2 separate regions of the Homo sapiens genome follow, and region 1 is linked to region 2. Evidence: chromatin loops called from intact Hi-C (ENCODE). Cell type or tissue: ascending aorta. All regions are shown on one strand. Each heading gives the region's core, and the rest is flanking DNA. Links, peaks and the distances in the headings are about the cores only. Region 1 has its middle 36 kb from the start of EGLN3. Region 2 overlaps LOC102724945 (a long non-coding RNA gene).

The links. Hi-C counts contacts between places; a loop is a spot of excess contacts. Peaks named below come from ENCODE experiments on the same cell type or tissue, not always from the same donor. Only the 100,000 strongest peaks of a DNase experiment are listed, where the experiment ranks them.
Region 1: it touches region 2 in a loop (2.7-fold over the local background); 1 of 110 quality-filtered maps calls a loop at or near these places.

Annotation. Positions count from the first base shown.
Region 1 is chr14:33,913,598-33,916,515 of GRCh38, forward strand. No RefSeq gene overlaps it. Among named protein-coding and RNA genes, the nearest start is that of EGLN3, 36 kb to the right of the region's middle. In ascending aorta, for the core only: no CTCF peak of the experiment used is centred there; a DNase peak (open chromatin) is centred at 1,714; H3K27ac peaks cover 1,487 bases.
Region 2 is chr14:33,988,466-33,991,383 of GRCh38, forward strand. The region is part of intron 5 of LOC102724945 (a long non-coding RNA gene); the gene reads right to left. Among named protein-coding and RNA genes, the nearest start is that of EGLN3, 39 kb to the left of the region's middle. In ascending aorta, for the core only: no CTCF peak of the experiment used is centred there; a DNase peak (open chromatin) is centred at 1,522; H3K27ac peaks cover 1,329 bases.

The DNA.
Region 1 (2,918 bases), core at 160-2,659, 75 kb before region 2:
GCTGGGATTACAGGTGTGAGCCACTGCACCCAGCCTCATTTCTGTTTTTGACAGACCAAAAGAGGGAAAGGGCTCCTATGTGATCTGGAGGGGATGGAATGGGTTCCTATACCTGAACCTAACCCCGGTGCTGAATGACTCTAGAGTCGATGAATAAATATACTAGCCCTTCAGTGAATAATAACAGAAATTCAAGTCAGGTACTGCCTTCAGGTCCTGCAGGATACTTTAGGGGCAGACAGGATTCTTGAAACTTCTTATACTATGCCAGGCAAAGCACATCGGCTCTACTGCTTATATTCCTAGAAAAGGAATGCCTGCCATTGCCTGCTCTGCCCACATCCCCTTCTGAGAGAAACAGCTCTAAACAGCCATATAGGATAGGATACCCCATGATTTTACCCCATCCCCTCCATCTACAGCACTTGTGAACATGTGGCCAGAGGTCAGGCAGTCCATCCAGACTTCTGGTCTGGCTCATGAAGATGAACTTTGTATGGCTGGGTGCAGTGGCTCACACCTGTAATCCCAGCACGTTGGGAGGCCGAAGCAGGTGGATCATGAGGTCAGGAGTTCGAGACCAGCCTGGCCAACATGGTGAAACCCCGTCTCTACATAAATACAAAAAAAAAGTGAGCTGGGCGTGGTGGCACGTGCCTGTAATCCCAGCTACTCGGGAGGCTGAGGCAGGAGAATTGCTTGAACTGGGACCCGGGACGCAGAGGTTGCAGTGAGCCAAGATCACGCCACTGCACTCCAGCCTGGGCTACAGAGCGAGACTCTGTCTCAAAAAAAAAAAAAAAAAAGATGAACTTTGTAAATCATATTTTTTTCTTGAGAATTGGAAAACTGAAGGCAGCTGGAATAGCTAGAAAGTCACGTGGGGCCCCAGGGTCCAAAAGAAACTGAGCAGCTGAGAAGAGCGGGGCGGCAGAGAGAGTCAGATGGCTGCCCTGAGAGTTTCCTCAGTCCTAACTGTTCTCTTGGCTTCCAGTTCTAGTCCAGTGTGGCTTTGGTCCCTGTTCTAGATGTCCATGACATTTCCTCTTGAACCCAGTCACTAGGAGAGCACCACCAGAGGACAAGCATGGTGGCCCACCAAGTAACAGCAGAACATGGAATAAAACTTTGACCTCCAAACCAAAACTGATGTGTCTGTCCCAAAAACCAGGTGTGATCATGAATATACTTAACAACTAGGTGGCACAGGCCCCACTGATCAGAATGGAGGTCTGCCCTGTTGCAGGCCGGTAGTGAAAGTGCAGGTGCATCCTGGCTGCCTGCTCAAGTCAGGAACATCATGGCACTTGGAGGAAGGCCATTGAGAACAGCTTCATGTCCATCTCTGAATGAGACAATGCTGCAAACACTCACCATAAATTATCAAGTGCAATACAATCTTCAAATTGCTCCCACCCAGGCTTGGCTCCTCAAACCTCACTCCTGGTGGATGATGCCTGAAAGGAACATGACAGAGCCTTCTGACAGACAAGGAAATGACCCTGGTCTGCCACACAAACCAATCCTTAGGTGGAACCAAAGTAGTCATTTCAAATTGTGGTTCCTTTATATCCACCTGAGTTAGAATGGGCCAGGGTGTGGCCATCAGAGGGAGGTGGGATCTTTCTGAAGCCCTTGGAGGAGACTTTATAGGTCTTTGTAGAGAAGGAAATGCAGTGCAGATCACCATGGTGAAAAGCCGAGACATTCCCTTCTATGACTCATTCCTTCCAGCAGGCCCTGTTGAGCGGTTATGCCCTGCCAGTGATGTCCACACGTCTTAGTTTGCACATTCCCAGTGAGGTTCATACAAGCAGGTACCCACTGCATAATGTTAAGGTTGACATCTAGATTTTTCACTTTAAGCTTGAATAGCTACAAGGAATACGACTTCCAGTATATAGTAAACATCACCATTTTAAAATAAAACTGTTTCATTACTCTCTTAAATGTAAAACCTGGATAGTGAGATAGACCATGGGCAGGTGAGATGGAAGCAACATTAGGATGGAAATCCTTTTTAAGGAGCTGAGATCTAAATGGCCCATCATCATCCATGGAAAGTAGAAAAGGGAGGAACACTTTAGGCAGAGGGAAGAAGTGCAAGCCCTGAGGCAGAAACAACCTTGACTTGTTTGAAGAAGAGGAAAATGGCAGTGTCAGGAACATAGCAAATAGGGGAAAGCCTAGTAGGAGAAAGGCTGTGAGGAGCAGGCAGGGCTGGATCATGTGAACTCTGGAGGCCATCTGTGTCGACTGTTTTCCCTTTGCCTCTCCACATTCTCTATCCTTATGGCCCTACTCTGAGCCACGGGAGCTCGACCTGCACAGGCTATGTCAACAGACTCCATTGACTGCTAACTTCTAGATGTGTTTAGCCCGGGATGTGCTCCTGCAGGTCTGAAGTGGGAAAAGGGGAAGGCCGCGGTGTTTATTCCCTTCATTCTCTTCTTGCGGGCCTCTCTGTTTCTGGGTACTGATTTCTTCCCATACCCCGCACCCTTTCCTGCCTCTGAGTGGTGGTACCACCTGCTGTTGCAGCCTAGGGCACGGCACTAGGGTTTCCCTAGACCCTCCCCACCTTGTGGTTTTCCTATACCCTCCCTACTGTGGTAAAATGTGCCTGTATTTAACTGTCCTCCAATTATCCTAATTCATGTGTGTCTCCTGGGATCTGTTGCTACACCATGATGAGGTGTGTAATTTTGTTAGTAGTATTCTTAAGTCATTTGGTAATAATCTTTCATCCTGTGAAGCTACAACATGGATTTTTTTAAACTCTTGTTTCCAAGTGCCTAATACAGTGTTATAGGAAATGCTTAGTGACTGCATACACCATGCACAACAGAGCCAAGTGTACTTGAGAGACAACTGGTCCGTTGAGAACAAAATGCATTTGGAGGCCATGAAGTTCAAGT
Region 2 (2,918 bases), core at 287-2,786:
AAAGTTTAGTGAGCATAGGAAATGCTGAAATTCTAGAAAACTGTCACAGATAATTTAATCATCTCTGCTATATTTTGCATCTGTATAAACTGGTATTATTCATTGTGAAATCCAGTTCAATTTCTTTCCCTCTCTATTAAACTTGCATTTATTCTTAGAGGCAGATGCTAAATTTTACTTTATTCAAAAATCTCTAGACAGCTACATCTTGTATTTTTTGAACATTAAGTTAACCTTTGAGGTTGTGACTTGAATTTTACATATTGATAAAGGTCCTAGTTTACTAGTGAATCATTTTCATGTAGTAACATTTCATACAGTACTCCATACGTCTATATGTAGGAACACAGATGATATAATCAAGATGATAAAGATTCGTTGAGCCTAGCATATGATAAGTAGAGCAGAAGAGGGTCAGCATGGACGAACATCGGAGCAGGAAGACCAGGAAGCCTACGTTCTAAGCTTTGATAATGTACATAAGTCTGATGCAGTTTCCTGATCTATAAAATGAGGGCATAGAACAAGATGACTTTGGTCCCTTTAACTTTAATATCTTGATAAGTGTCTCAAGACTGAAACCATTAGTAGTGTCAATGAACCAAATATCTCATGGGTTATTTTCTCTAGTTGTGGCAGATATTGACAAACTCTGAGGATGAGTGTGTACTTCTAGACTATCTTTTTCTGAGTTTATATTCCTTCTAGATCAGAGGTTGCAAATAAGTTGCATTTTCAGGTAGTAGCCACCCAAAGCACTGTGTTGAGGTTTCTGAAGCCAGGACCAAGCTTGATGGGAGTTAATAGTGCCATGATAAATAAGTGGTGATTGTCTTGGGCCTGGAAAGACAGAAAAACAGTATGTGTGCCCTGTACCTCATCCCTGTTGCCAACCTTTTCATTTAGATCAATATTTCCTTTATCTCCTATTAGGTAGTTCAGAGCTGAAGGAATTTTGGGGGTTCTGTATTCTGCTACTTTCCACCAGGAAAATTGAATTCATTGTAAAAGTGCTTTGGATCTGAATGTAGTTCAGCAAAGAAAATGTAGCTACTGCATCTTTGATAAGCAGCTTCAGTTTAGGTTACAAGTTTATAATGTTTAAAACAACCATCAGTGGATTCATTTAAACAACTTAATATATTTAAAGATTTAAAAACCCTGTTACTTAATATTGCTTTGGCTAAAACAAAAAATGCTTTTTGATTCTTTTGCTTTTAAGCCAGTCCCATCAGACACAGCCTAAAAGATAGAAATCGTGACCTTCCCTTACTTCCACCTCCTTAGGTCTGGATGGCTGCAGTTTTCTCTTTAGGCCACGTGACACCACAGCATGATCTGGAAAGTAATTAACTACTTTAGAAGTTAATCCAGCATATACTTTGAAGCACAAGCAATTCCATCCCTAATCGTTGCTTGGCAGATTGATTCTTCCTTCTGGCTCTTGAAACTGTACGTAGTAATTGCCCTGGAATTTAAAAATCATCTGGGGAATTCCTTGTTCCACATTTAGGGCACAAACAGCTAATGACTTAGACACGTTGTAGTGTGTGTGTGTGTGTGTGTGTGTGTGAGAGAGAGAGAGAGAGAAAGAGAGAGAGAGAGCATGTTTTCAGGGGGTGGAAAGGCAGTGTCACTGTGTGGATAGGAAATGTGTCTCTTCCTCTCACTGTAAGATCTGAAAATCTCTTATCTGACCAGATTGTAACACTGAGTTGCCAAACTAGCAAATTGATAAAGTGTTGGAATGTGTTTGCAGAGAGGAATCTTGATGGGAAGGGCTTCTTAGTTGCTCTTGTACACAGGAACTCTGGTTGCAGAACTGCCTACTTTCACGTTGGTTCTGATGATGCTGTTATGTTTGCAAAACAGTGCCGTGACTACTATCTTCAGACCAGCAATTAGCCAGCTTGTGAACTAACCATTCATTTGCTTTCTTTCCTCCATTTTTTTTTTTACAGTATCTTCATGACATTCAAACATCCATTTTTTCATCAAAAGATTTTACTTTCACTCTGTCCTCGTATGATTGATTTCCTTTTGTGTCTGTTATCTTTGTTTGATCCTTTGACTGTGTTGGGCACACCATCCTCCCTAAACTTACCAAGTTCCCTGACTTTGAGGGTGTGGGTCAGGCCCTCTTCCATTTTCTTCCATCTTCTCCAAATTTGCAGTCTCATCTAGCACTTGATTCACAAAGAAGTCTTCATTAAATGGTGTGCGAATTGACTATCATAATGGTTGTGTTTTGTTTATATTAGTTATTTATACTGTATCTCTTCAAAAACTGGGGTTTTCAACTGGGGTTTTCAGTTACCAGCTATCCGTCAATCAATATAAATCTCTGAATTGTCAAGCAGACCTCAATATTTTAGTAGTTTGAAATAATTAAATGTAATTGAACCAGTAAATTACTCCCAAACCAGAGTTGAGTCTTTGTTTTTTTAAATGTAAACTTGGCATAATAAGCACCAGTGCAAATAGAACATGTTGCAGTAACATCTCAATGTTTGCTTCCAAAGGTGTTTCTCTGTCAAACACTTCCATTCACTGAAAGAAAATAGCTTATCTTTAAGAGAGTATGCTTGCATTTGCCTTATTTATTTATTTAATTTGAGACAGAGTCTCACTCTGTTGCAACCTCCTCCTCCTGGGTTCAAGTGATCCTCATGCCTCAGCCACCTGAGTAGCTGGGATTACATGCATGTTCCACCATACCCAGATAATTTTTGTATTTTTAGTAGAGATGGGGTTTCACTATGTTGGCCCGGCTGGTCTCAAACTCCTGACCTCAAGTGATCCACCTGCCTTGGCCTCCCAAGATTCTAGGATTACAGGTGTGCACCACTGCCCCTGGCTGCATTTGCCTTTTAAATCTGTATATACAAACTTGCCATAATATATACCAATGCAGAAAG